3 separate regions of the Mus musculus genome follow, and all the other regions are linked to region 3. The links are chromatin loops, found by intact Hi-C in ENCODE. Cell type or tissue: heart. All regions are shown on one strand. Each heading gives the region's core, and the rest is flanking DNA. Links, peaks and the distances in the headings are about the cores only. Region 1 holds the start of Kcna5 (potassium voltage-gated channel, shaker-related subfamily, member 5). Region 2 overlaps Ntf3 (neurotrophin 3). Region 3 holds the start of Ntf3 (neurotrophin 3).

Region 1 (10,094 bases), core at 2,878-7,877, 370 kb before region 3:
ACAGTTGATACCTGATGTTGCAGCTAGAACCAGATGTTATTTCTTTCCCCTTCTGTCTATTTAAAATTTGCTCAGTAGTGGAAGCTTTCTCCTGACCTAGGTGAAAATGTAGGTCTCCATGTTTGGGATTGCATCATATATTAATCTAATAACATTATACTAGCATAATAGATAGTGACTATATCTCAAACAATAGGAAATGAATTGCATACCCCATCATTCTACTTTGTCATTTTACCCATAATGTTGTTTTTACCCACAAAATTGATGTGGCTTGTTTGGTAATGGATAATTTAGTAATGTATAACCTGAGCTGAGGGTCAGAGCAAACCTAATTTACTCTTTGCCCTATTTGGTCATCTAAACGGCGCTTACATTTATCAACTCCCTAGTCACTGTGGAATTGATAAATAATAATAATAGCTATTGTTAGATATGACCTTTGCTTCTGTCCCTCAGTTTTCCCTTTCTCCTGAAAGAGTAACTGCTTTCTTCTTAGTTCAGCTGCAATCAATGTGTCTTCATTACAATTTACAGCATAGAGCTTGCATGATGTATAATTCTGTAAGAAGCCAGAAGTTAGCAAAGCATGGCCTGGTTCAAGTTCCATCTTCAGTGTACTCTCTCTCTCTCTCTCTCTCTCTCTCTCTCTCTTTCTCTCTTTCTCTCTCTCTCCTCACCCCTCTTATTTACCTATATACATATTTACCTGTATATTAATATGTTATAGCTAGGTAGATAGATAGATAGATAGATAGATAGATGATAGATAAATGGAAGATGATCAGTAATGCATAGTTGAAACCAAATGTAGGTGCTCACATACACCTGAAGCATAAAGACAATGGCATATTTTAGAGGAAGTGATGGAAAGTGAGGGGAGGGATCAAATCAAGCATGGGAGAGATGAAATAGAGGTACAGAAACACAGTTGCTTCAACAGAGACACAAGACGTGTACCTAAGTGTGGAGGAAAGCCCTGGGCTAGGGAGATCGTAAAAACATGGCCTGTTTGCTCTTCATGAACTGGCTTTTGTCTACCTGGCTGGCCAGTCTCTCAGAACCCTTCCTCCGTCTGCTCTGTCATGGCTGGTCTCTCAGAACCCTTCCTCAGTCTGCTCTGTCATGGCCGGTCTCTCAGAACCCTTCCTCAGTCTGCTCTGTCATGGCCGGTCTCTCAGAACCCTTCCTCAGTCTGCTCTGTCATGGCCGGTCTCTCAGAACCCTTCCTCGGTCTGCTCTGTCATGGCCGGTCTCTCAGAACCCTTCCTCGGTCTGCTCTGTCATGGCCGGTCTCTCAGAACCCTTCCTCGGTCTGCTCTGTCATGGCCGGTCTCTCAGAACCCTTCCTCGGTCTGCTCTGTCATGGCCGGTCTCTCAGAACCCTTCCTCGGTCTGCTCTGTCATGGCCGGTCTCTCAGAACCCTTCCTCGGTCTGCTCTGTCATGGCCGGTCTCTCAGAACCCTTCCTCGGTCTGCTCTGTCATGGCCGGTCTCTCAGAACCCTTCCTCGGTCTGCTCTGTCATGGCCGGTCTCTCAGAACCCTTCCTCGGTCTGCTCTGTCATGGCCGGTCTCTCAGAACCCTTCCTCAGTCGGCTCTGTCAGTTCCATTAACTTCTTTTCTGGTCTTTAAGTCAGGCCTGGGATTTTCTTTCTGGAGTCTGAAGTCCTAGCCTTCCTTCCATCTAAAGAGTCCTCTTCTGCTCACTACCTCAGGGAAGCCTCTTTAGGTTCCAAAAGGAGCACGGGACGCACTGTTCTCACAGCGCCCTATGTTCTGTGAGGAACCTCTCCAAGTTGGAATTAAACAAAGCGATGTAAAATTAGGCACCAGTGCGTTTGCCTTTCTTGAGGTGTTACACTAAAGGGTTGCAAAGGAGGTTTGCCCTGGTTGTTAATACATTACCTACACCCTGGAGAAATAGCTTGCAGGTAGTAGATAATTAATTAATAAATAGTTACTTACTATTAATTAATATTTATAATATAATAAAAACATAATATTTATAATAATAAATAATTTTAAAAAATAAATAGTTTTCACTTAGCCATCTCATGTAGACTAGGTTAGCCTTGAACTGTCTGTGTAGCTAAGGGTGGCCTTTTAAATTCTTACTCTTCCAACCTCTACCTCTCAAGTACTGGAACTGCAGGTACGTGCTATCATGTCTGACTTAGTAAGTGTTTTTGTAAGAGAAAGCCTTGCTATGTAGCCCAAGTTACCCTTGAACTTTCAATCATGCATCCTTTACCTTCCAAGTGCCAGAATTAATGAATGGTGTGCCCTCCTGTTCTTGGTTCTCAATGAATAATGGATCAACCAAGTTGGCATTTAGTATGCTTTCTCCTCTGAATTTCACTGTCCCTTCTCCTGTAGCTTCAGGTTCCCTTCATTTAAATGTTGTTCTTATAACTTCTCCTCTGTTTGGTTCTGCACTCTTGCCAAGGCTTCCTATGGTCTTAGAGGATCGGTCTTATGAATCCACCCTGCTTTCTTCCCCTCTGTACATTTTATTCTGGGAAAATAATGAGGTGCTGCAAATAATTCCTTGAGAGTCATCCTTTGGACCTAATCTGAATGAGGTTGCTATTCAAGGGGGTGACTTCCAGGCAGGTACATCAGTACCACATCAGCACCACCCAGGAGCTTTGTCTAAAGTTGCAGTCTAAGACCCACAGCACCTCAGAGACTGCTCTGCTGTGAAGGCATCCTTTTTCCTACAGATCCGTAAGTGGAAAGAAAAGCACACTCACTCACTGCAGTCGTGTGACGTGGACTTGGGAGTGGTGTTGATGGACAACAGCTGGGAATCCACATTCTGCCGGACAGTCTTGAGACCACGGTGCTGGGCTGTCACTTGTGAAGGGAGATGCGAGAATCTCTTAGGCAGGAAGAGTCAGGCTGCAATGCCAGTCTTGCTCTTGTCAGGTTGCAGTGCAGAGGCCAGATCTTAAGGATCCTGCTGGGGCTGTCAGCTAACTCCCCTTTCAGTCAGCTAAAAACAAAGGTCTTTCATGATGGGGGGAGGTCTCAGCAGCTTGCCTGTGTGGCTGCCACATGTGACACCTGAAGGCAACTCAGCAGGAAATCTGGGGGAGTGTCTAAGTGTGTAAGAAACAAAATTAGAATGAAGGAGGCCTGACTAATGTGCTTATGTTCTATCTTCTTATTCTGCCAGGAATAGTCTTCTCAAAGGTCCCAGCTCCTGAGAACTCTCCCCCCTAGGGAGCTCAAGGGTGGCCCACCTGAATCAATATCCATCTTCCTTCGTATGCACAAGATGTATCATTCCATGATAAGATATAAGGCAACACATCTCTAACCTCACCCACCATGATCCCAGCATGGAGCCACCTAACTCACTGCAGGTTTTAGGCAGTAGTGGAAAACTTGCCTAGTATGTATCAGGTCCTAGGTTAGATCCTCAACTCCTTAGTAAATGAAGAATTAATAAACCATGGCACTGTGGAGTGGCGAGTGCAATGTCGTAACGCTGGCTGCTGACACCCCCTCATGTCACCTGTCACATCCACACTCAATCCTCATCCTTGCATCTCTGCTAACACCATTTACATGAAGTCACATGCAGCCAAATGTCTGCACACACCCACTTCCCAGCAACCTTCTTGTACAAATCCACTAATGAAGTCACATCCTCTGCATTTCCAGAGGCAACGCAAGTTTGTGTGGCCTTTGCTGTTTCAACAAACTTTGCCTCAAGTTTCCAAAGCACCTGTATTTGTAGACTCATTCACAGACAATAGGTGGTGACATCCCTGGAGTAGAATCTCAAACAATATGCAGGAAAAGAAAATAGACAATATAATCAGACACTCTGAATTACAGCAACTTTCCAGCAATGTAAAAACAAAAAACATCTGGAGGAAGCTGTATCTAGAATTGGCTGACAGACCTTGAAAAATCCTCCCCTTGGCTTTTGGAGACCACAACAGCCTCAGAGACTAAAGACAAGGGCAGAGTGTAGAGAGGGACCCTGGCATCCCAGCCTAGAACCCAATCTTTATCTTACTCATTCTTCTGCCTCCTGCAATGGAAGAAGGGCCTCAGGCCAGATGTGGGGAGGGGAGAAAGAAGCGAGCTCCCTAAACCCAGCAACTTGGGTTTGAATTGCAGCGTTGATACTTTCTAGTTCTGTGGCCTCCATATACAATGTAGTCAAGTTCTGTGGCCTCCATATACAATGTAGTCAATCTATCTGTGCCTGAGTTTCTTTGTATGTTGAAGGTAGTCCTAGTACTTACAAAGTAAGCTGATGCAAAAACACACAAGTCCAGAATGATCTGGACATACTAGCAATAAATAAGTCCCTCTGCCTCCTCTTTACACAGGTTTCTATGCAGTCGCTAGCTTAGAGCTTTCCCGTGCACAATTATTCTCCACCAGGATTTATTCTCTTTTCTCACTGTGCATTTTACAAAAAGAGGATTAGGTGAGGAGGCTGGAGGGATGGCGAAGAATGCAGAGGCAGGAGACCAGACAGCTTCTCTCTCAGTTGAGACTCCTCCTGGCTCCATACTAGCAGATCAAATCACCAATGTCTGGATGATGAAAAGCAGGCTTAAGGGGGTGCTGTGAGGTCTCAGTCTCATACCTTCCAATGGATCTGTAGATAGACTGGAAGAGTTCCAGAGTACACACACACACACACACACACACACACACACACACACACACACACAGCTCGCTGCTCCCCTGCAGTGTCATTTTTCCCAAAGAGAGAGGCTGTTAATCTATAAAGCATTGGTTTTGCAACCTGTGGTTCACAATCCTTTTGGCAAACCTCTATTTCCAATAATATTTACATTACACTTCAGTAACAAATTCCATTTATGTTATGATAACAATAGTAAAATCACAGTTATGAAGTAGCAACAAAAATAAATTTACCGTTGTGGGGTTCACCACAACATGAGGAACAGTGTTAAAGGTTGCAGCAGCATTAGCAAGGTTGAGAAGCACTGCTCTAAAAGAAAAACACCCAGAGCACTCTCTTCTCCACTCACTGGAACTCAGCTACAAGCCTTCCCCTTGCATCTAAAGCAGTTCCCACCCCCTGGAGTCCCCTTTCCGCTTTCTGTGCATTCCCAGGTGATCTGAGATCCTGAAGCTATTCTCATCCTGTTGCCCTGGGAGTTTTCAGCGCTCCTGGTACAACCTGTTCCTCGCTCCTCAGGCTCTTTTCCTCCTCCCCTTCCTGTCCTTGCTGCTGGGGCCCCAGCTGAACCCTCCAGAGAGACACTCTCTGACTCCGTCCCCAGAGGAGAAACAGGAGGGGGAGGAGGAGAGGAGGGAGCCACAGAGGGCGGAGGCCGGGGAGCTCAGCCAGAGAGGGGCTGCTGGAGGTTGCATCTGCTGGAAGGAGGTTTTTCTGCTGCCTGGTAACCAGCTGCCAGAACACTGAGAGGGAGAGAGAGAGGCAGGGAGCAGGGGCAGCAGCTTCTTGACGTCAGGACCAGCCAAGGGGATCCAGCCAGCTACCCCAGCCAGCCTAGAGCCAGCGGGGGCCCTCGGCTGAAGAGGAAACCGCGAGGCGCGGAGCGTGAGTTGGGGTGTGGGAACCGGTTGTCTGGGGGCGCAGCATGCCCCTTGCCCCCGGGCCATGGAGATCTCCCTGGTGCCCATGGAGAACGGCAGTGCCATGACCCTCAGAGGAGGAGGGGAGGCAGGGGCAAGCTGTGTGCAGAGCCCCAGGGGAGAGTGTGGGTGCCCTCCGACGGCTGGACTCAATAATCAGTCCAAAGAAACATCACCGAGGAGGCGCGCCACACACGAGGATGCGGGCCAGGGTGGGAGGCCTTTGCCCCCTATGCCTCAGGAGCTGCCACAGCCTAGAAGGCCATCTGCTGAGGATGAGGAGGGAGAAGGCGACCCTGGCCTGGGCACAGTGGAGGAGGACCAGGCTCCTCAGGACTCAGGATCACTCCATCACCAGCGGGTCCTCATAAACATCTCGGGTTTGCGCTTTGAGACGCAGCTGGGCACCCTGGCGCAGTTTCCCAACACCCTCCTGGGGGACCCAGTCAAACGCCTGCGCTACTTCGATCCCTTGAGAAATGAGTACTTCTTCGACCGCAACCGGCCTAGCTTCGATGGCATTTTGTACTACTACCAGTCTGGGGGCCGCCTGCGCAGGCCGGTCAATGTCTCCCTGGATGTGTTTGCAGATGAGATCCGCTTTTACCAGCTGGGGGACGAGGCCATGGAGCGCTTCCGGGAGGATGAAGGCTTCATCAAGGAAGAGGAGAAGCCCCTGCCCCGCAATGAGTTCCAGCGCCAGGTGTGGCTTATCTTCGAATACCCAGAAAGCTCTGGGTCAGCAAGAGCCATTGCCATCGTGTCGGTCTTGGTCATTCTCATCTCTATCATCACCTTCTGCTTGGAGACTCTGCCTGAGTTCAGGGATGAACGGGAGCTGTTACGCCACCCCCCAGTGCCGCCGCAGCCCCCAGCCCCTGCCCCAGGGGCAAATGGCAGTGGCTCTGGTGTCCTTTCCTCTGGCCCCACAGTGGCTCCGCTCCTGCCTAGGACACTGGCTGACCCATTCTTCATCGTGGAGACCACATGTGTGATCTGGTTCACTTTTGAGCTGCTTGTGCGTTTCTTTGCTTGCCCCAGCAAGGCAGAATTCTCTCGGAATATTATGAACATCATTGATATTGTGGCCATCTTCCCCTACTTTATCACCCTGGGCACCGAGCTGGCAGAGCAACAACCAGGGGGTGGTGGTCAGAATGGGCAGCAGGCCATGTCCCTAGCCATCCTCAGGGTGATCCGCCTGGTCCGGGTGTTCCGAATCTTCAAGCTCTCCCGCCACTCCAAGGGACTGCAGATCCTGGGTAAGACCTTACAGGCGTCCATGCGGGAGCTCGGGCTGCTCATCTTCTTCCTCTTCATCGGAGTCATCCTCTTCTCCAGCGCTGTCTACTTCGCAGAGGCAGACAATCAGGGGTCGCACTTCTCCAGTATCCCGGATGCATTCTGGTGGGCAGTAGTCACTATGACCACTGTAGGCTACGGGGACATGAGGCCCATCACTGTAGGGGGCAAGATTGTGGGCTCACTGTGCGCCATAGCTGGGGTCCTCACCATTGCTCTGCCTGTGCCCGTCATCGTCTCCAATTTTAATTACTTCTATCATCGGGAGACAGACCACGAGGAGCAGGCTGCCCTGAAGGAAGAGCAAGGCATCCAGAGGCGGGAGTCTGGGCTGGACACAGGAGGTCAACGGAAGGTCAGCTGCAGCAAGGCCTCCTTCTGCAAGACTGGGGGACCCCTGGAGAGTACTGACAGTATCAGAAGGGGTAGCTGTCCTCTAGAAAAGTGTCACCTAAAGGCCAAGAGCAACGTGGACCTGCGAAGGTCTCTGTATGCCCTCTGTCTGGACACTAGCCGGGAAACAGATTTGTAAAGAGAGATCAAGGCAGACTTGCAACAGCAGAGCTGGGAACCGGTTCCTCTTGAGCTTGCTTATCTGCTTTACACCATAGAGTATTTAAGCCCACCTGGTCACCCATCAAAGTCCGGATCCTGTCTTTCCCCGTTTACCCTTCCCACCCTCCTGCCCTCTAACTTCCCCATCCCCCCCCCTTTCCATAACACCAAGGGTCACCTATTTTTAAAAAGTATCGCATTCCATGACGCAGGAGCCGTTGAAGTGGTGAGCATTCACTGTAAGATGGATGTATTCATAGCCAGTTTTCTATACCCAGCAGAGGGATAACTCAAACAAAATTGACTTTAAATAGCTCAGATCCCAAGAGAGTCCATAGCCCTCTCTATTCCTGTGTTCCAAATTTACTTTACACGTGATTATATTTGTATATGGCAAATATTATTCTTATGGCTGACGAGTGCATTTTGTACAGCAGTGCACATGAAGAATATTTGGGTGTGTTCTTAAGATGTACTTTGAATTATGAAGTCTTGGGGGGGGTCATCATTTCCTGGGACAACCCAGGGGCAGAGACACTAAAGAAGTTGTTCAAGTTTGTGTTCCCAAGCCTCCCATTATTCTGGGATGTACTATTGGTGCTTTGTGTCTAAGGTAGAGAATGTTCTAGAAGAGCAGCAAACCTGCTTTTTTTTTTATTCCCCTTAAACATATCCTGTGACTTTCTTCACAGAAGCATTTTAAGGATGTTGGAAGAAGGCTTTTGAGAATTCATTCTTTTCATTTTGATAGCAGGAAATAAAATGTGACTCTGTCGGGCAAGTGTTAGTTTGTCTACTGCTGAGGGTGTGACATGTTAATCAGTGAAGTCTGCCACTTGCTGTCTGGTATGAGCGCTGTCAGTGCAAATGCTCTGACAGGGTTAGAAAACTCAGGGAGCCCAGCATCCCCCTACCCCCCATCATTTACTTATTTGTTCATTCATTCATTCATTCATTCATTTGCATCCTGATCACAGCCCCCTTCTCCTCCCAGCCCTGCCCTCACAAATCCTTCCTCCCATTATCCCCTCTTCTTTTCCTGGAAAGGGGACTGCCTTCTCAGCCAATCTCAGCAAGACTAAGTGCAATCCTCTCCCACTGAGGTCTAACCAGGCAGCCCAGCTAGGAGAAGGGGATCCCAAGGGAGGCAACCAAGTCAGAGACAGTCTCTGCTCGACTCTTAGGGGACTCACATGAATGCCAAGCTAAGCTGCACATCTGCTGCAAGTGTGTAGGGCACCTAGTTCCAGTGTCTGCATGCTCCTTGGTTGGGGAGTCAGTCTCTGTGATCCCATGGACACAGGTTAGTCCAGCATCCTCTTTTTAATAGATCTCACTGAGCTTAAACAGAGGTTCCCAACCTCTAGGGGGAGACCCCTTTGGGGGTTCATATATCAGATATCCTGCATATCAGATATGTACATTGTGATTAATAACCATAGCAAAATTACAGTTGTGAAGTAGAAACAAAATGATTCTATGGTTGGGGGTCACTACAACATGAAGAACTGTATTAAAGGGTCGAAGCATTAGGAAGGCTGAAAACCACTGGCTTAGAAAGATGATAGATGGATTGTTTGTGTCTAGGCTGTGTGTGATGTGGGCCTATTACTGTCAACACAGACTCTAGATTTGAGGCTAAGGGAAAAGGGTGATGAGCCCCGCCCTGCAGCTGTCCTCTTATAGTCCCAGGCTCTGGGTTTCTCAAGGTTGTCTCCTTTACTGTAAGTCCCAAGTCCTTCTTGTTAATTGCTCAAGGGAGCTCAAAGAAGCAAGCCTGATGCTCACAGACAAGCCCTTTCAGAGGATCACAGTCTGATGAAGGTCACTCAGGGAGAGTTCCTGGCTGTTCACCACAGGAGCCATGTCTTCATGGCGGGGAGTATGGAAAGGTTTCATTGTTCCAGTTAAAGGACAAACTGTGGGTTCGCTCTCATAATCGTTCAACTCAGAATGAATCTCTTTGTTTCTCTTTCAACTGGGTGGCTTGTGGGATAATCCCACAGCAATTTCTCTCTGGGTTCCTGAGCTGTCTGAATTCTTGCTATTGCTTTTTCTAGTGAATGCAGCAGGCTGGTTGTTCTGCAGCCTCACCAGGGAAGGTACCACTGGTCCATTCCCACTTCAAGATGACCCGGGGGATTTGTGGCTGGGTCTCCCTATTTAATCCACCAAGTTTAAGTCTGAGGATTGTGGATTTAAATAAGATAGCATAGAATAAACCAGTGTCTGAATACCCATAGTCATTTCTACTCAAGGACTCTTTTCATAATAGCAGATCTACTAGGGAGACAGTAGGACCAGGCAGCCTGGCTCTGCTGGTTTTCAGTGCACACTAAAGCTTAGGGAGTATGCATAAGAGATCCTATTGGTTTACAATTTGCAGTATGCTGAAAAGCAAGGCATCTGCCAGAGACCTGCTTCATGGAGTCACCTCTGCACCTTGAAAGCTAGTGTTTTTTGATTTGGCACTGGCCTGGGAATTGGATCTGAGAGGTAACCCCTAGGGCTCAGCCTTCCCTGCAAAGCAAAACAGATAGGCAGGATTAGCTGTGGCAGACAGAGCTGCCCTCAGGACTTAGATTCATCCAAGGGCTTGATAAGCTATTGGCCCATTTATAACGGACTTCATCTTTAGA
Region 2 (10,094 bases), core at 2,973-7,972, 57 kb after region 3:
GAAACATGCTAGAGCTCACATGCTTTCAAATTTCATTTCTCACAAGTATATTGCAATCTATGAAAACCACGAGTCCAGAGCATGCCATCTTAGAAATTCTAGCCCATTTAGAAGTGAGCAGAGGATTGCGCCTCTGACTTTGCATGTGATAGGCAAGCACTCGACAGTTAAGTTACATCTCTAGTTCGGGATTTTTTTTTTTTTTTTTAGGAATTCCTAGGCACTTGGTCTTTGTTCCCATTAATATTTCAACTTTGAAAAATGAAAATGCAAATACTCAAGACTATGAGCTACTAGCTGAATGAATAATCTTTTCTAGCCACTCTGATTCAGGGTTGCCAGCCTCAGCCTGTGGAATGTCCTCCTGACAGTTCAGGGAACCTGGCTAGAATGCCTCCTCTTTTTCTCTCTCTCTCTCTTTCTCTCTCTCTCTCTAAACATGGAAAGGAGCACTGAAAGCAATGTAGTGTTGCTGCCAGTCTGCTTCGAAAAAGTGACAGGTGCCTTGGCTTCAGAGTTAAGTGGGAGGAATTATGCAATCTTAGCTGAATGTTAGGGTTGTGAGGTCACTTGGATGGGTGTTTAAATCCTGGCTCTGCATCTCAATGGGTGTGTGATGTTGGGCGAAATTATTTAATCCTTCTGAGCCTCAGTTTCCTTGGCTGCAAAGTGGGGATAACAATCGTATCTAGAAGGATTAATTGAGATTATCCGTGCAAAGTGTCTCACAAAGTCTAGCATATGGGAAGGCTCACCAAAGGTTAGCAGTTAGTACAAGTGATTATTGTGACTTGTGTCTGTGATTAAACACAGCTTTGAGTTCAGTGTGTTTGTGCCAAAATTGCTTTCAGAGGAGAAGCTCTGGGCTGGTTCTTTGAGTCTCACCCCGGTGCCCAGAAAGACACTAGACTGTTTGGGATTGGAGTCCTAATGTTTAGTAAGTGCCTGTCTCGCACTCACTTGGATGAACGATTGGTTTTCTCCCTGTGCACATATCGCAGCATTGCTGTGTGAGTGGGTGAGAACAGACTCATAAAATCATCAAACAGACATCTCCTCTGCTTCTGCCTCCTAGATTGTAAAAGTGTTCGAATGAGTGATGGTGACCACAGTGAGCGCAAGGGGAGACACTCGCCAAATGAAAAGAGATGCCAAGCCACGTAAATCGTAGTTATGGCTTCCATGGTCTTCGGGTGGCAGAGGGTATGAGATCTAAGACAACCACAACATCTCAATGCGCCATGTCTCATCCCCAAGGAAGGAGGCTGGCTTTGTGGTAAGGGGTTCTGTGAGGGACTGACTATGCTTGGTACAAGCCAGCTCACCAAGCATACAGGAGGAAGCCTGCCATCTTACCACATTCTCTTCAGCCAAGTCTTCTCCAGGCCAAACCAGGATGGTTTCTTGATCCTAGCCTTTCTTCTGCCACCACGATTAAGGCAGAAATCAAAATGGCCATTGCCAAGCTAGCTGTGGTCTTGGTTTGGAAGAGAAGAGAGGCCTATGTATTGAAGAGAAGCCTTGTGAATTCCCTTAAGCAGCTTCTTTCTTCTTGGGACCTGTGATTCGTCATTTGAGGGGTAGACAAGATGGATACTTTAGCATCGTCTTCATTATTATTCATCTCATTGTTATTCATTGTAATTATAATTCCTTGTAATTATCACAGAGCAACTTCTCAGCAGCCACCCCACTCGTGAAGGCATTCCTTCTCATTACCTAGCACTTGCCCATAACTAGGGGATTAACATTAGCCCAATGCAGACACTAGGCATAGACTTCAAATAAAAATGTCAGTGTGAGAAAGTTATTTTCTGAGGCAAAAGTTAGTCTCCAGTGCCCACTTTCTCTCAGCTTGTTGGTGTGTAGCATCTTTCCTCATATGTGTTTGCCCTTGGAAAATGGAATTACCCCCAGACACAGAAAATCATCTTCTTCCAAATGAACATGGAACAGTAAATTAAATGATTTGAAAAAGCTTGAGCAGTGATGGGAACGTATCTTAGTTTGCGGAGTACTTGCCTAGCTTGCGTGAAGCCTTGAGAATGAAGGCCACCACAACAGGACGTACATAACCCAAGTGTGGTACCACACACCTGTAATCCTGACACTTGAGAGCTGGAGGCAGAGAGCTTATCCTTGGTACTGTGATGGGTTTAACGTTACTCTCTCAGAGAGGGAGAGAGAGAGACAGTGTGGAAGGGAGGAAGGAAGGAAGGAAGGAAGGAAGGAGGGAAGGAATGAAGGAAGGAAGGAAGGGAGGGAGGGAGGGAGGGAGGGAGGGAGGGAGGGAGGGAGGGAGGGAGGGAGGGGAGAAGGAAGGAAGGAAGGGAGGGAGGGAGGGAGGGAGGGAGGGAGGGAGGGAGGGAGGGAGGGAGGGAGGGAGGGAGAGGGAGGCAGAGAGAGAAAGAGAGTAGCTTAATTATAAGTCATCCATCCTTATCAAGGGGGCGGGTACCATATACATGTGTGTGCACAGTCCTGTGACTGCAACAAGTCTGTTCAAAGTGTCAGTAGGAGTGACTGTCTAAACCAGAACCAGACTTCCTAGGCAAGCCCATTGTGACCATGAGCTGAGTGGACTCATTTTCTCTATAATTTCTCTTTAGTCCACCCTCTGACTGTGGAATGAGCGATGTAGAGAATAAAGTAAACTGGAGCTTCCTGGGCCTCCTATGAGCCTACCAGGCATCCTTTAGATCTTCTGCCAAGATGAGGCTAAGCCAGAGTGTTCCTGGCCCGGTGTAAGCACGCTACCTTCCTGTTCAGTGCTACAGTGCACATTGTTTTGACATGTGCCATACCTTCCATCACACACTGCCTGGGGGCCTGAGGAAGGTGCACATTTGACAATGAGGAATTCCCAAGCATCTGTGCACAGAGAACTCCTGGTTTCCCTCCTTCTCCTCCACGTGGTTAGCTTTCCTGGGGGGGTCAGAGACCAACGAATAGTGCAGAGTCCACAAAGGGGTTCTGTTTCTCATGGCCTGTTCCTGGGACAGATCAATTTGGTACTTTGGGAGATGGGTTAGCTTTCTGGGGGGGGGGGTGTCTCTGATTTGTTTTCTTTCAGTCCAGCATGTGACATCTAGCTCCACTTGGCTGTGATCTCTGTTGTCACTGGGAATTGAGCGAATCATGAACCTAGAGGTTCTTGCTTGTCCCATTTCAGACCTTGTACCTTGTTCCCAGAAATAATCAACCCTGCCAACCAGTTTCCAAATCCTGAATTTGAGATGTTGAGGCTTCTTGCGTTGCTTTTGTTTTGTTTGTTCATTTGTTTGTTTAAATCAAAGTCTAGTTACATCCCTCAGGCTGGCCTCAAACCCTTCCTCCCCCTACCTTGGTCTTCAGAGTACTGGGATTGTAGGAGTGAGCCACCATACCCAGCGACTGTAAGGTTTTCCAGGAAGCACCCATGCAGAACCTGATCTTAAAGAACAGGCTAAGAATCCACCTCCCCGGCCCCGGCCAGCCTGCGCTCACTTGCTGATGCTGACCTGCTTAGCTCTCAGGGGTCCCCAGAAGTGTTCCCACCAAATGCAGGCAGAGAGTGTACAGTAATTCTCATTTTGATTGCAGACACACCTCTGGGTTTTCCATGAACATCTAAAGCATCCCTTCGCTTCTTCTTGGGCTAGTCTCTTGGCTCTTTTTCATCACAGCTCTCTTCCTTACCTTCTTCATTTCTCTTGTTAAGTTTTTATTTTTGCATCCCACTGCCATGCTGTGACAACTAAACAACATCAGATATCAGAGTGTGCTACACTAACAGTGAGGGGCACCATTTCATTATAGACAGTGAGGAGTGGCATTTCATTATACCTTCTCTAGGAGATAAATTGTTTTTGAAAGACATATAAGAATGTAAGGTGACCATCCCAAATAATTTCCTACTTTCTCCCCATTGGGTAATCTTATACTTCTTTAAATCAGTAATAATTATACAACCTCACTACTAACAGGCCTTTAAATTATCTGAGTGGTGGGGCAAGGGGTAGGACATTCAACTGTGTTAAGCTGGCAGAGATACATTTCCTTTTTGTAGACTGTAAGGCAGGGAGTGTGAAAGTGACCAGCTCCCTTGAAGAGCTGTGCTGAGAGGGAGTCAGGACAGCACCAGTGAAGAGCAACATGGGAAAGCTGAAGGTACTGTGGAAACTCCCCCAGCCCCATGGATGTGAGTTTATCACTCATCTGCTCTTACACCAGTTTCAAGTTCCCTTCCATCACCTTCTGCAAGCAATGCCCTCCCTTGTCGGCTCTGGATTCGTCTTCCTTCCAGAGAGCTGGCTTGTGTGTTTTGTTTGAATTCAGATGTCCTGTTCCCAGGTTGCCAACCCCCATAGATACTGGGGTCTAAATTGATCACCAGCATCTTCGGGGCCTTCCCTTTGGGTGTCAGCTGTGCATTTGAGTTACTCTGACCCTCTTTCCTCATCCCTGCTTCCAGTTCCTTTGGAAGATTAACAGATAACTTCCTCTGGAGGCTTCATCAGCCTCCCACTCTGGCCAACCTCCCAGCCTTGTCAGAGGTCAGAACATCTTTGTGTGACTCTGTAGATTCGTTCTGAAGCCTCAGGACCTGTGACCAGAACAAAGCCAGGGTGGATCAATCTGCAGTCAAGAGCTGGGGAACAAGCTGAGCTGGCCTTTTATAGGGTCCCTAATTTAGTATTTCCACCACATTCCTTTTCTCTTTGTCACTTAGCTTTAAATCTGTCACTTTGCCAAATCATCATGTTAAGCAAAAGAAGCCAGACCTGGAAAGACAAATATCACATGGCTTCTCTCATATCGAAGAGATCTCCAAGCAGAAGGGCTGACTACTTGGAAATGGACAAGAAAGGGTAGTGAGAGGTGGGGATGCTCAGAATACGTTGTGTTGGTGGATGAGAATGTCATAATGAAACCCATCAACTTGTGCAATGACTGATGGATGCGAGTTCAAAACAAAACAAAACAAAAACAAACAGAAAAAGAACTTTCAATGAATGTTCAACAAGAGTGATTGGCAGACATGAATCAGAAGTCACCTCCTGGGTAGGGAAACTTGACCTCGGCAAGTGCCAGCACAGATGCAGGCTGCTATGGTCTCCAGTGCACTACCACCTTGTGTCCCCACTCCCTTTTCCGTTTCAGACACTTGCTGAATAGCCAGCAACCCTCTGTGTGTGTGTGTGTTGTAAACTGAGCCAAAAAGGAGGAATCAGAAATTGCTCTCTTTTGAGTATTTTGAGGGATGGTGAAACCTTGTTAGGAATGTTGCTCCAGGGACTGAGAAAACACCATATGTGGGAAAGCATTGCTAAGTGAGGAAAAGAGCATGTGCCTGCTGGTTGGGATCTTGGAAGAGCATAAGCAGGGGACTGGGCACTGGGGAGAGGGTAGGAAGGGGTTTTTACTGAGGTCTTTAACAGGTCTTTTTCTAATTATAGCCCAGAAGAGCCTGGGGACTATGGCTGCTTTAGAGCCAAGGCCTCTATTTTCTTTGGGAAAAGAAGGCAGAGTTGATTGGCTTCCAATTCAGGCTTGGCAGAAGCCCATGCGGGATTTCAGGCCAGTAAGCCGTGCCTTGGGTAGGTCTTGATTGGTGTCAGTGCCCATTCAGTCAGCAGACATTGCAACTCTGCAGTGTGTGGAGCCATAGGCTGGGCTCGTAGGGTGTGTGGGTTAGAAAGACAGGGTTCTCCACTGTGGAAGAGGCTACCTACCACTCATAAGAACAGTGGGGCAGTTGCTGAAGCTGCTGACTAAAGTAGCTGATGCATTAGCAAAGTCCCCATGAGCAAAAGTTGTGCCTGTTGTGCTTGGCCTAGAATGAGCTGACACTGCCTTCCTGTTTCCAGGCCCCACCCCAGGGAAACAGTCCCCCAGGGGAAAACCCTAACCCAAGAGACACAGTAGGAAGTGAAGGGACCGCTGACCTAAAAGGAACCAGAGATCCCACTCTGCCTTTTCTCATGGCCGGCATAAGCACAACCTCACTCTCTGACTTCCCACAATTGCTTCCCTAATCTCCCATTCCTGCACATCCGAGGCCTGCTGCTCCTTCTCTCCTACAAGCAGCACGGCTGCTCTGAGCTCCAAGCATGGGTGAGCAACGGCAACCGGAACAGCCATGCTGGTCCAGACTGCTGGGAGCCAGATGTAGCAAGAGGAATTTTCCAGATGCTTGGTTCTCTGTGCGTGCATACAGCAGGAGCAAGCGCAGCCCACAGGTTGCCATAGACAACTCAAGTTCATATCCAACTACCATTTCTAGTACACTCGCTGCCTGTCTGACTGTGTCCTTTTAGTTACCTGCTCATGAAGAAGCCTTGTTGAGCTCAAGAACCAAATGTCCTCTGTTCTCCCCTGCAGTCCACTTAGGCCCTAGTTTCCTGATCTGTAAAAATGACGTATCTAGAGTCCTTTGCAGCCTCAATTTCGTGTGTTTGGGGAAATTCTTGTCCCATTATTATTGGGCTTGCTTTCTCCAAAAAGGAAGGGAGGGAGGGAGAATAAATATACCAAACGGTGTCTAGAGGATGCTTGCTAGGATCTGAGAGAGCCTTGCAAACAGTTGAGAAACACTTAGCAGTCAGCACGTGACATACTCTCATGAGTCACTCCACACTAGATTGATGGTAAGCAAGAGTCAAGATGAGGGGATGGGTGAGATCCATGCTCACCTCCACTGCTCTATGAAGGATGCAGGACCTACTAGAGCAGCCATTTGGAGGACAGGCTGAGAGAACACAAAGGAAGCATGCTTGCTGGTACTGAGGGTAATTGGAGCGCATCAGAGTGAGGCCGGCTTGTGAAGGCAGCAGCGAGGAATGAGAACAATGTCAGCAGAAGTGACCATGAAAACGGAAAGGACTTACCCGTGAGTCACAGAGCTTGCTCCGGCAGCAGGACAATAGTGAATCAGATTGGAGTATGGGATGTGGGAGCCCAATACAACTGTGATCGGAAGTCAGGGTGAGAGGATGAAGACACCCATCACCTCTCCCTGTTAGGTTCTCTGTGTAAAATAGCTATAGGCTATACCTGGAGTTTCGCTCAAAGGTCCATGCAGGAAAGGTTCAGTCCTGGCTCAGCGGGGGCTGAAAGCTTGTGAGAGATCTTTCTGTCACCTGGGGTATTGCTCTCTCCTCCTTTCCACTGCCTCCCCCTACCAGACCCCACATTTTTTTTTCTCCAGACCATGATTGATTTTTTTTCACTTAAGCACAGTTTTTCTGCCATATCACCAGAACCAAAGCAACAAGACCAATTCATGATGAACGGAAACCTCAAAAGCTATGAGCCCAAGAACACCTTCACCTTTTCTTAATAAACCAACGCTCTTCGGTATTCGTTACAGTAACTGAAAGCTGACCAGCGCAAGGGAAGGCATGAGGCTAGATGTGCTTTTTATTTTTATTTTTTATAAGATTTGCTTTTCTTTTTATTTGCATGAGGGTATATGCACATGCTACATGTGTGCCGGTGCCCATGGAGATCAGCAGAGGCTGTTAGATCCCCTAGAATTAGAGCTACCTATAGTTGTAAACTACCCAACAAGGGTCCTCTAACATAACAGCAAGGACACTCAGCTGCAGAGTCAGCTTTCCAGCCTTTGATGGAAGCTTTTTAGCACTAACCTTTGTTTCAAAATTCAGGCTCCCACCACAAAGATTTTTTTTTATCCCAAGTCCACTGTACCATCCAATATCCATCTTGTCCAACCATCCTCCTAATCACCTTGCCAACCTCTATATGGCCTCTTACTTCATCTGGAACCCCGCCCACACATCCATCATCCCTGATTTGTCGCCCTGTAAACAGTATCCTTGTGTGTTCATACTTATAGGGTCCAGGCTTTGGGACAATCTGAAAAATTGTTTTTATTTTTATTTTTTGGAAAGACTTCTAGTTTCAAATGATTTTATTGCAGCTGGCCTGGGGTAGGGGTAGGGGCTCAAGCTCCTTGTATGTCCTTTATTTTGTGTTCCTTAAGTTTTGTTTTGTTAGTCTTAGAAGATTGTCGGAAATGTCACTTTCCTGCAGAATGGGAGGGAGATTACCCTGTGGGAACCATTTTCCTGGGATAACGCAATTCCTGGAGCAGTCTCTAGGGTAGGCAGCCATGGTAGAACCCTTCCCTTAGCTTTGACCTTGAAGGAGTCTGTTACCCTGAGAGTAGTTCTCAGGAAAGGAAGATGGTCCTCTTATCACAGAGGCAGGTCAGGAGCCAGCGGGAAGATGTTAATGCCTGGGACACTGTTAGCCTTTGGGGATGAGAGAGCAAGCCATATTTCAGAGGAGATGGGGAGAGAGGCAGTGTGGCAATCTCCAGGGACGGGCTCCTCAATGAAGGTTCTGAATCAGGACTTCTTTTCTACAGCCTGCATAACCTTTGTTTGTTCCCTTTGTATTCCCCCTGGATTCTATAACATCTTTCTGAAAATACCAACACCGAACCAAGGGAAAGGGTTTTATTTTCCATGTTAAAACAGGACTCTGAAGAGAAAATGCCCATGGGGCCATTGAGGTGGCAGCAGCGGTGATGAAAGACTGAATGCTCTGGGGTTGGGGGGAGGGGATTGCCAGGTCAGGGTCACCAGCACAGCTATCTTTCCACCGGAGAGTCTCCCTCCTGGGCTAACCTTCCGGAAACACAAACACCTTGGCCCTAGTGCAGGCGAGCTGAGTGGGGAAGATTTCCAGATCCCACTGCAATTCCTCCAGGACTCGCCAGGAGCCCTGTGCTCAGGTTCTGTTATGGTAACAGAAGAATGGTGCGGTGGGTTAAAGTGCCACGTCAAACGGGAGATGGTGGAGTCAGACGGAGGACTGTGAAAAGCAATAGGTATAATGGAAACTGAAAATCCCTAAGAGGAAAAAGAGAACATCCCAACCCTCGCTACCCAGAGCAGGTGGGGCCATCGTCTGGGCTGAGTCTTGCTGCATCTCTGTCTTCTGCAAGGATTGCAAGGAGTTGGTGGCTCCTCTGAGGGGTGTCCTGGTGACAGGTGTCTTTCTGGGAGTCGGGCAGAGAACCTTGAGACTTAGGCCCTCTCAGCAGGTGCCTAGTGGTCTTGTGTTTGCTTACAAGGGTAGCAGGGCCAGGAAGGAGCTTCTCTTTGATGCTGTACTTTAAAATCAGCAACAGACCCGGTTCGCAGCCCTTGTATGTCCCTCTGGATGAGACTGATACCATTACATGTCTGGAGGAAGTTAAGAGGCTCTGAGCCGATCCAGAGATACATTGATGCAGTCCTCACAGTTGTCTCAGTAGAGTGGACCAAGTAGCTTCCCGAGCTCCAGGGATGTTTAAAGACATCATCCCTGCACAGCAGGAGGCTGAGGAAACAATGCAGACATCTTTTGTAAAAATACAATTAGTGTTGTCAGTCTAGGAAGCAAGCAATCAGAAGACCAGTGCTGCATTCCCCAGGGTTTCTCAGGGGCTGGGCGAGGAAACCCCGCCCCTTCTAAATAACAGGGAGGAGTTTCGGTGCTTTGTTAGACTGGTGGTACCCTCTCCTCACTCTCAGATTGTCAGCCTCGGTGGCTGATGCCAGAATGACAGGGGCTCTTCCGGCCAGCTGTTAACACCTGTGTTTCCTTTTTTCAGATCTTACAGGTGAACAAGGTGATGTCCATCTTGTTTTATGTGATATTTCTTGCTTATCTCCGTGGCATCCAAGGCAACAGCATGGATCAAAGGAGTTTGCCGGAAGACTCTCTCAATTCCCTCATCATCAAGCTGATCCAGGCGGATATCTTGAAAAACAAGCTTTCCAAACAGATGGTGGATGTTAAGGAAAATTACCAGAGCACCCTGCCCAAAGCAGAGGCACCCAGGGAACCAGAGCAGGGAGAGGCCACCAGGTCAGAGTTCCAGCCAATGATTGCAACGGACACAGAGCTACTACGGCAACAGAGACGCTACAATTCGCCCCGGGTCCTGCTGAGTGACAGCACCCCTTTGGAGCCCCCTCCCTTATACCTAATGGAGGATTATGTGGGCAACCCGGTGGTAGCCAATAGAACCTCACCACGGAGGAAACGCTATGCAGAACATAAGAGTCACCGAGGAGAGTACTCAGTGTGTGACAGTG
Region 3 (10,094 bases), core at 2,482-7,481:
AGGCTAGCCCGTGTGCTTAACACATTTGGCATGGGGAGCCAAAATGATACAGTGCATGGAACGCCCCGACCCTAAGTTCCTATTTCTAATACAGACACCTTTTGCCTTCACTTTGTTTTGGAAATGTAGACTTTCTGCCTTCCTCATCTGGAACAGCTGTCTCAGTGACTCGGGGATGGTGAATGAGAGCAAAAGTAAGCACAAGTGTTGTGGCTATTCAGCCTTAGGACCCTCCAGCAACAGAGGCAACTCAGAGATACTTTAGGATCCGCCAAGGCACGCTACTTATACAAAGGCAAGTAAAAGAAACAACACGAGGTCTAGCTAGCTCTGTGAGCCAAGGCTAACTGCATAATGAAGGGTACCTTTGTCACCTACAGGTCAAACGGGACCACTTTTCTCATTTCCTGGGTCAATATTCACCATACACACACTATTGCTGCATGAGAAACCCTTTCCACTCCAGGTAAGCGGATGGCAGTCCACTGAACTGCAATAGAAGTAAATGCAGTTTTCCAAGCTTTTCCACCTTCTCCTTTTTTTCTGTTTAGAGTTTCAACCACACTGTGGCGCTATTACAAAAGATAAGGGTAGGCCCAAGGCAAGCTCTAGGAATTTGCCTTAGGAGAGAGGGTTTTCAAAACCCTGCTTTCAGGAACCAGGGTCTTCAGATACAATAAGGAGAAAAATCAAGTCCATTGACCCAAAGGGACTGCCAACAGATTGGTGGCCAAAGCCAGAGCATCTGTTTAGAGAGTCCACGACTCAGTTAACAGAAGACATTGTTTTCCATGGAGTGTACACATTCTATTGCTTCCTGCCCTATATGCTAGTAACTCTAGCTACATATATGACTCTTAGCGTGAGTCTTTCTACAAAAACTATAACTCTCCAGTTAGAAACTTGGGTTTGTCTAGAAGTTGCTATAATTCTGACAGTCTTTTATCTGCCTATAAACAAGTGTGCCTTTTTGCCTCTTTTTTTCTGCCCTGCATCTTTCTTTGACTTCTGAACTCCTAGAAATTCAAAATGCCTTTAGAGTATCCTGAAGGCAAAGAGGACCTTTAGCCCTTCGCTGGAAAGAATGAGGAAGGAGAAGAAGAAAATCCTTAGTCAGGTCTTACATAAAGAAAAGGATAAGCGGTCTCCACGGGTTGAGGTGGGGGTCGGGGTGGGGGCAGGTGGATCACAGTTCTTCTACAAAAGTGCAGCCTTTGCTCTCAGCTGTTGCCTAAGTCTCTCCCTGTTCCCCTCTCCTTTCCCCATTCTCCGCCCTCCCCCCAAGACACCGCACATATTTGGCAAGATTAAGGTGTCACCTCTCATATTACAAGGCCTGTTGATTGCAGGCAGAGACAGACCCTCCTGCACCCTTGAGTTGGAAACAATGCACTCTTCCTGACGTCGCCCAGGTCTGGCAAAGGGAGGCGGCCAGCTAGTGCACCGCATCTGCAGAACAAATCGAAGTCTCGAACTCTGCTGCCTTTTCTTCTGACTGTTCATATTTAAGCTTGCCCCTCGTAGACCCCTCCTCCCTCCAGACCGCCAGTGACCGGGGAGCAGCCGGCGGCGGTGCAGCCCACACGTGTATTTAACCCGTTCCTTCCTTCCCAGAGAATCAAGCACCTCTTTGGTTGCAGTCTGTAGAGCCCCGGGACCAGGAGCTTGAGAAATGAGCCCCTAGAACTCCACTGGCAGAGAGACTGGCGGGAAGGGAGGGGGAAAGCAGGGGTGGGGGGAGGCAAGTGCGGGAAGTGGGGGAGGGCAGGGGCGGGCCAGAAGACCGCGAGAAAACCAGAACCTCACAGAGCACGCCCAAGCCAAACCTCCAAAGTGCTGTGTGGCAGGGTGAAGGGGAAAACTCTGCAGCCTGATCGGATCCGGAGGAAGAAGAAGATATTTTGGCAGGAGGGAAGTCCTTCAAAGGGATCGTTGGAGGTGACGTCCTTGGTGGGCCTCTGTGGGTGCTGCAGGCCATTTTCGATGTGGCAGCCCCCGTCAGCCAGGATAATGATGAGGCAGGTACAATCTATCTAGTATGCAGCCCCCGACTCTCCATCCTCTCTGGCCTCCTTTCGCCCCGCAGCTTCTCTCAGCCTTAACCGGTGGGTGCAATTCTGGCACTCCTGGGTGTGGACCAAACCTATGCATCTCCAAGGAATTTCCAGGTTTTGAACCTGGAACCTTGCTAAAGTACATTGCGAGTTGCTTATCAGACTTTATTAGGAGGCAAGGAAGAGGTGGACTATCAAATCGCCTCTCCTGCTGTGTGTGAGTCAAATGTCCTGACAGGAGGCAACTTGGAGAGTGGCAGAGGTGGGGGCGGGGGGAGGGGGCACTTGGACTTGAGTTCCACCTTGCAAGAATGGGGGAGGGAATGAAGGAGCAATGGTGTACTACTTTCTGGTTCTCCGGTTCCCCTTACCACTAGGATTCCCCCCTCCCCCTTCATTTCTCTTGGACCGCAGTTGAGCAAAATCTAGATGCTCTGACCACTGTAAAATCTGAGAGAATCAGCTCGGATCAAGTGTGTGTGTGTGTGGGGGGGGAATCTAATGAATAGCTAAAATAATCTACAAATAAGACCCTTGCCTCCACCCTGAGATCTTTTCCTCGAATGAATCTAGCGGTTGTGCAAGAGAGCGTCGCTACTTTCGGGGAGTCAGGAAGGGGTGCCTTGCTTGCCCTTTCTTCTGGGCAAATTGTTTTTGTACAAAGCGGCGAGTGCTGGGCAAATGCTCAGCTCCAGGGTCGGCTCCTACCTTGAAAGAAAGGGGTGGAGAAGTTAGGGAGTGTGTAGAACGTGGGGCTTTGGCTCATACCTCTCCTTTTCTTTCACGCACACTCTGCGCACACGCAAACCACCCCTTCCTCGGTTGCTTAGCACTCCCACCCTCACCGTACCTCAGCAACTTAACCTCCCTAGACAGCTTGAACTAACTGTGCCTTGTGAGCTGCCCCCAGGACTGAGGAGTTCGAGGGCAGGCAAGCAACTGTTCATGCGCAGATTCCTGTTGTTGTGAGGGCCTGGGGGGGCTGGGGGGGGGCTTAATAGGGGGTGGAGAGAGATCCAAAGACAGAAGGGTCTGAGGTTTGGAGACAGAGTTTAAGGTTGAGGTTCAAGCTTTCCTGAGCCAAGGGGCAAGAAAGGCCTTCATCTGCCTAGTTAGAAAGAAAGAAAGAAAGAAAGAAAGAAAGAAAGAAAGAAAGGAAGGAAGCCTTAAAAGAAAAAGTTCAAGAATAAGACAGATCGAAGATATTTACGTGTAAAATATAATGATAAATCAAACGTTTTTTGTTGGCTCCTTCTCCCCATCTCTAAAAGGGAAGGTCAAAAGAGGGGATAATGAAGAGTAGGCTATTTTGAGAGGGCTTATTTGTTGTTTGTTCGTTCGTTTGTTTTCCTTTGAAGTGGACTAGGAGAAATGACTAGGTCTTCCCATTGGTCTCGAGAGCAAACTCCAAAATGCCAGGGAGCGGGCCTGCAAGTCACTGCGGGCGGGGCTAGGGGGCTTGGCGCGGAAGGGGTTAAGGCGCTGAGCGCGGAGCCATCTGGCCGGGTTGGCTGGTTATAACCGCTCAGATTATGTTCACGGGACTCAGAGTTGAAGGCTCCTCTCCTTACCCAGCAGCTCCGCGCACCGCCCCGCGAGATAGCCCGGCGCAACTTTCTTCCCTCTTTCTTTCTTCCCCTCGTTTTTTCCCACCGCTGGGTAGTGGCTGCGGCAGGGGTGGGCGAGACTGAATGACCGAACTCGAGTCCACCTTTCTCTTCATGTCGACGTCCCTGGAAATAGTCACACGGATGCCATGGTTACTTCTGCCACGGTAAGGGGACGTGGCGGGCACGTTGGGTGGGCAGGTCCCGGAGGGGGTGGGGGAATCGCGTGGGGGAGATTTTCTTGGGGATCCGCGTGGGGGGCCCCAATTCTGCACCCAGCCCCACCCCCATCGCGCAACACGCTAACTTTTCGGTTCTTGTGCCTTCCCCAAAGTTTGAGCTCGAATCTGCCCAGGCCTAGGCGCAATTACCACCACCCTCCTTCCACATGCATGCACACTTGTGCGCGCGTGGATATGGCTCTCCTCCTCCTCCTCCTCCTCCTCCTCCTCCTCTTTTCTCTAGTCCCCTGGCTGCTCAAGAAACCGCCCTCAGTCTGGGAAAGTGATCAGGTTTAACAAACCTGCATTGGGAAGGGAAGGAGGTGGAGGCGAGGGAAAATGGGGACCACGAAAAGGCAAGAAAGGGATTCTGGACATCACCATCCTACTCCACCTCATGCATACACACCTCCGACCCTCCTATCTGGTTCCCCCAGAAGACTCCCGCGCATCCTATAATAAAAGCGGGTAGCAGACAAAAATGGGGCTTGGAAGAGACCAGGATCCCGGCTTGTGCCCTGCACCCCGCTGGCCACCGGGCAACGTTCATCAGCTCCAACACACAGCCCGGCAGGGCGTGGGCTGGGGGAGGGGCTGCAAAGCTCAGGACCCGCACCGTCACTTCTCAGGTTGGGGGGAGTTGGGACTTAAGCCCAACAGTGCGTATCTGCGTTGTTGTCCCACATAAAGCTTTTTCTCTGAGAGGGTCCCTAGCTCTGGGCTACTCTGGCCAGCGCCAACCCAATGGCTTCCCACCCTGGGTCTTCGCGCAGATGTTGGAGCTAGCGCTCAGCCTGTGGGTCTGGGACCCGGCCATGGAACGGTGGGTACCGGGGTGGGGCCATCGGTAGGGATTTGGTGCCAGTTTCTCGGAGTCCTTTTTAGGGTTCCCACCCCCGCCCCAAGAGGTAGTATGGGAAGGGTCCAGAACATCAGAGACCCTCAGAGTTAGGTCGGAGTTAAAAGAACACATAGCAAACTGGACTGTTTCCTGCTGCCACCAAGGCGCTCTGCACAGTGGTGGATACTTCTAATGAAATTTGGCACTCTTGAAGGTGTGGAATGGGAGGGCTGGGGAGGACTTTTTTCCTTGTCGCTTTCGGGAGTGAGTGGGTGTGCATCCAAGAGGCGCTACTGCTTTGCGCAATTTTGGCGTTCTTCCGCGGCGTTCAGATGCACCTTCCTGGGACTCCAGCACCGAATGGTGTGGACACAGTTGATTAGAGAGGTCGCAGGCGGGAACTGGAATCGAGGCTCCCGTATTCCAGGTCTGGGAAGCACCCACCGGATTGACCCCGACCTCTGGCGGCCGGCGGGTAGCAGGTTGAGAGTCTGAGTGGCGGCTGCTCTAGGACGCGGTCCCAGCCAGAGCAGGCGGCTTGCTAGCTAGTGAGCTGGAGCCCCTGAGCCGGGACTTGTTTATGAGTGTGAAGAGGTTGGGGGCGGGGACCTGCTGGGGGAGGGGAAGGGAGACTGTAAGGGTGGGTGTTACTCGCAGAGTCTGAGGCTGGAAGTTCTGTGGGTTTAAGGAGTGTGTTGACAAACCTGCTTTTCAGTAAAGTGATGTCTTTCCACTACAAACCAGCGGCCGAGGAAATATGTAAGGACACTTCCCTAAACGTTAGTTGTACCGGGGAGCTTTACAGTCGGTTCTGTTTTCTAAATAGCCCGAACTCTGCCAGTTTAGCCCGTCTCCCCTGATCCTGGCGTGTCGCTCAAAGAAATTTGAGAGATGGAATCTAGAAGATATAAACCCAACTAACTGTGACTCAGAATCAAGCAGACCCGAGTGTAGCGTTAGGGGATAGTGGAGAGAGAAAAAGAGAGCTGCAGGCAGCTGTATATAAGGATAGAAGAAAGTTTTCCCGGCGTTCCCCTCTGGGAGAGCAAATAGGATTGTCCTTCGGTGTGGGCTATGTCGAAGAGGGCCTTAAGAAGACTGGATCTGTAGGAATCCGGTCTGATTTCCCAAGAAGGGAACCTGGTCCTTGGGTGGCCAGAGACCTATTGGGAGGGCTTTCTCGCGTCTCAGTGAGAGGGGCGTTGGGGCAGGAGGGTAGACCTGGGGGTGGAGCTTTCTCCAGCTTCCTCCAGCCTGGCTGGCCCGGGAGGGGTGAGGAGCTTGCGTGTTGGGCATCTGTGTGCATAGCAGGAGATGAGAGCTTGTGGGAACATAGGTGTAGCTAATGAGAAATCTGTGTCTGGGAAGGGTGTCAGAGCTGGAGAAGTGCAGTGTGCTGAAGACAGATGGCTTGTGCGTGCCTGCACAGACACATGGGCTGGGTGTGGTGTGGGAGGGCGGCTGGGCTGCGTGTGTGTGTGTGTGTGTGTGTGTGTGTGTGTGTGTGTGTGTGTGTGAAGGTGGACATGTGTGGGGGCTGGGTGCCTGAAGATGACCAAAGGGATGTAAGGGGGAGATTATCTGAGGAGAGCAGACTGTTAACTCCCTCCTTAGGCTTGGACAGCCCTAGGGTTTGACTGGAAGAGCACTGGGGCACATGGAAGATAAAGAAGTATGGGCTCCGGCATTCATGTAGAGAATAGTGCACGGAAGCAAGGATGGCTTTGCCTCTCCACCTTCCAGTGAAGGGACCTGGAAGGCTTAGAATGAGGGTTACACATTCATGGGGAAAGTTCCTCTGTGTGTTGGAACAGGGTCCAGTGACAGGAAGTGCAGCCTGCACAAGACTCTTGAGTAAAGAAATCCTTTTGCACGCCAAGTGGTAAGGATGCACATTGCACAATACTGTATAACGGGCTCTCTCATTTAGTAGATGGACACGTTACCACCAGTTATTGTTGATTATTATTTTTTAAAAATTAATGGGACATCTCCTGGATGCTCAGCTCGTTGTTGGGTGCTGAGGCATGGCACGCTGCCTTGGAAAAATTCCTTCTCCATGCTCAGCTGACTGTTACAGCGTTGCCAGGAATAGAGAGGGCAGCATCTGTGGAGTTTTCTTCTGGATCATGGGAGCCAAAGGGAAGCTGACTTGAAATATATCTGTAGTTTTGTAAAAGGGGGTGATGAGAGGTTAAGGGTGATGGATACCTCTGTGGATGGGAAGGGAGCTGGAGGGTGCTGCTGCTGCTAGCATGGAGTATATGCTAGGCTGGGAATAGTATATGTGGGTGTGAGGTGGGGGATGGGGAGGAACTGGATCCATTTCAGGATGGAGTGAGTGATGTCCTTTTTCTAGCCCATGTGAATCTTGAAACATGGACCTGGGGAAAGGTACAGTGATGTTCATGAAAGGCTAGGCTGGCAGTGCTTGCTTGGCTTTGAGGCTCTCTGCTCTGTGGATCTAAAGCTAAGCTGAGTATGTGCTAATGCTTTTCTCTATGGGCTTGCTGGAGGCTAACAGCAAGCATGAGAAAACTCACCAACTGGATGGAGAGATGCACATAACATGATGAACCCTGTGAAGGAGTATGCTGTGTGGTTTTGTAGGGATTCTGAGGGTTTGGGGAAGGGAGAAGTTTGGTCTTGGATGCTTAGACCTGTGCCTTAAGAGAACAAAAGGTATGCATAAAAGAAGATCTGTGGGTTTCCGGAGTGAGCGGCAGAAGGAGCTCACTGGGTTCACTTGGGTGTGAAGTAACTAGGCCAAAGCAGGAGGAAGATTACTTTAGGGGTAAACGCATCGCATCGTTCACCTGGGCCAGCTGACAAGGAACCCCTTCCTGACCATGCGAGGGCATCTGGGTGGGACACTATTAGGCTAGTGACAGTTTTAATGCATGAGATTGAAACTGTATGATTTTGAAGTTCTCCTTCAGTGTTTCGAGGAAGTTCATTTCTCTGAGAAACAGCTGATGTTAGACACAGCTCCAGCCCCTATTTTTTGAGAGCACAACAGTGAGGTAGACTCACAGCTGGAAGCGCCTGCATTTAGTCCTCTACTTCGGAACAATGGTTTTCTGATGTCTGGGACTCTCCCTGCCCCTCTCTACGGAGTGCATGTTGATGAGGGCTGTGTAAGAAGGAAAATGTATTCCTCTTTACCTGGCAGAGCTCAAAGGGACCACTTATAAAAGCTGTGGTCTAAAGAGATTCGATCCACTTGGACTCAGGTGCGGGTATCTGTCTGTCACTGGGAAAATGGGATCTTTGTCTCTTCTGGATAACATCACATCTCCGATGCTTACCCATCACATAAACAAACAAACAAATTATATCGTTTTCCCACGGCTTGCCTGAGTTTACTACCTGTCCATAAACTGGAGGCTGGTAAAGTTAGATTTTAGTTCCGGGAAGTCTGATATGTCTCTGGATTACTCAGGAAGAAAGGCAATACAAGAATCCGTTATTAATTTTCAGACACATTTTGTTTTAGCATCCGTTTTGCAAACTACAATGCCAAAACAAATGTGACTTTGAAAACACAGAGCATGGTAATTGTTCTTGGCAACACCATCGTTTGTGTAAGAGGGAAGCAAAGTCCAGCCACCCTGTGTTACTGTCAAGGTCTGTGTTTTCCTAGATGATAAGTCCTTGGCAGGCCCCGGTCTGCCTGAAGAGAACCCTGGGGCTTGGAACCGTGAAATGCTGCATGCCCACTGCAGCAAGTGGGCACAGCCACTTTCCACCAAGACAGGGATAAAGGCTCAGAGGCACTGAAACATCCCAGTCCTCCCTGAAGTTAGCACACACTGTCAACTCCTGGCTCCCAGTCAAGGCTCCCATCCTGGAGTTCAGTGGCCATAAATAGTCAGGAGCTAAGTTATTTCCATGAGGCACTAAACCAATTCTTTTGCTTTTTTTGGCGAGATTGGGCCAATTAAGTTGATTGGAAGAGGTCACTGCTGATGGGTCTCTCATTCCCCAAGCAGGACAGGCTAGGAGAGTTTAATTACATAACATTTCCCATCCCTGCCTTTGCATTCCCAGACGGATCGGATCAGATGTTCAGGCCTTTCCTCTTCCCCTCCACTCAGGATGCCTAATTGAGCAAGCCATTCTGCTGCAGGCTGCAGACCTTTTCCTGAGCCATTCCAAGGCTCCCACCCTAAGCAGAGGAGCTGCAAATCCAGGTGCTGGCTGGAAGTGAGAGAAGGGGTTTGGGGGTGACATAGAAGATCCTTTAAACCCACCACTGTTTCAAGACCTCAGCAGCTGCTGTTCTACTCATTAGTGCTGCAGGCAGTTTTTGACATTGGGAATACTGAACTAATGGCTATTGGACAGAGTTTTATGTAAGACTGACTTTGTTGGAAAAGGACCAAATCTTTTACTGGAGAAAAGCCCATGTGGGGTTGCTGATAAGGCCAGTGGATACATTTTGTTCATGGGCCAGCACCTGCTTATGAGATCACAGTGTGTGCGTGCATGTGTGTGTGTGTGTGTGTGTGTGTGTGTGTGTGCGCGCGCGCGCGCACGCGCGTTGGAAGACACACTAATGCAGGAGCTATCCTGGAAGGGCAGAAAATGTTTGTAGAGCTTATGCTACTGGTGGACACATATGTGGGCACTGGCTCTGATTTCACTGTCATCAAATTTATTTACTATGGAAAAAAGAAGCAGTTTTCTTTCAGATCATTTGCATATGGGGATTATTAGCTTTGAAGTGTGGGGCCAATGTAAATACTACCTCATCCTTGCCCTGGAAATTTCTAAAGATCAAGAAGCCAGGACAGAAACAACAACAACAACAACAAAGAAAGAAAGAACAAAAAAAACAAAGAAAAAAAATATATATATAAAATCAAAATATTAAGAAATATGTACATATTCTTTAAGAATTCTCACTTTCAAACTGTGAACACACATGTAGGTAGTCCAAGAGATTTTGACAGTTTTCTGCGAAGCGAGCTCTAATGTTACCTACACATACTAAGGAGATATATATAGTTATTTTTATTTGACCAGGCTGCACTTGCTATTTGTTCATTTCCTTATCTGCCAGAGTGCTCCTCTGACCATATTGATTAGGAACTACTGAGGTCTCTAGAACTCTGGGCCTCCTCCCATGATAGACTTGTGGTTTGCTCTGTTATGATTGCTCATTATCTGGCAACATCACCAAAGAAGACATCTGAACAAGTGGTTTTCAAATGAAGCAAAGAACTAAGTAGCTTACTGGCCTCAAAGGACCCTATTCATTACAAGGTGGTCTTAAACAACATGAGGCAGCAGGTGGCCTGCTGACATGGATATGGGGATCAAGCTTTTAACTGAGCTCTGTCACTAATTAGCTGTTGCTATGCAACCC

What was found. Peaks named below come from ENCODE experiments on the same cell type or tissue, not always from the same donor. Only the 100,000 strongest peaks of a DNase experiment are listed, where the experiment ranks them.
Region 1: a loop joins it to region 3, with 8 times the contacts of the local background. A loop is called at or near these places in 2 of 42 quality-filtered maps.
Region 2: it touches region 3 in a loop (4-fold over the local background); 6 of 42 quality-filtered maps call a loop at or near these places.

What each region holds. Positions count from the first base shown.
Region 1 is chr6:126,530,693-126,540,786 of GRCm38, reverse strand. Kcna5 (potassium voltage-gated channel, shaker-related subfamily, member 5) reads left to right here and starts at 5,232. Exons shown (of 1, transcript NM_145983.2): 1 at 5,232-8,236. The coding sequence starts at 5,624. The coding sequence ends at 7,432. In heart, for the core only: no CTCF peak of the experiment used is centred there; DNase peaks (open chromatin) are centred at 3,596, 5,176 and 6,146; H3K4me3 peaks cover 2,835 bases; H3K27ac peaks cover 3,193 bases; H3K27me3 peaks cover 1,404 bases.
Region 2 is chr6:126,102,037-126,112,130 of GRCm38, reverse strand. It overlaps Ntf3 (neurotrophin 3), which reads left to right. Exons shown (of 2, transcript NM_001164035.1): 2 at 9,608-10,094. Among named protein-coding and RNA genes, the nearest start is that of Ntf3, 58 kb to the left of the region's middle. In heart, for the core only: no CTCF peak of the experiment used is centred there; DNase peaks (open chromatin) are centred at 4,560 and 5,880; H3K27ac peaks cover 977 bases.
Region 3 is chr6:126,158,464-126,168,557 of GRCm38, reverse strand. Ntf3 (neurotrophin 3) reads left to right here and starts at 3,598. Exons shown (of 2, transcript NM_001164035.1): 1 at 3,598-3,828. The coding sequence starts at 3,811. In heart, for the core only: CTCF peaks have their summits at 5,189 (motif pointing left) and 6,607; DNase peaks (open chromatin) are centred at 3,617, 4,547, 5,237, 5,957 and 1 weaker place; H3K4me3 peaks cover 4,178 bases; H3K27ac peaks cover 3,936 bases; H3K27me3 peaks cover 1,585 bases.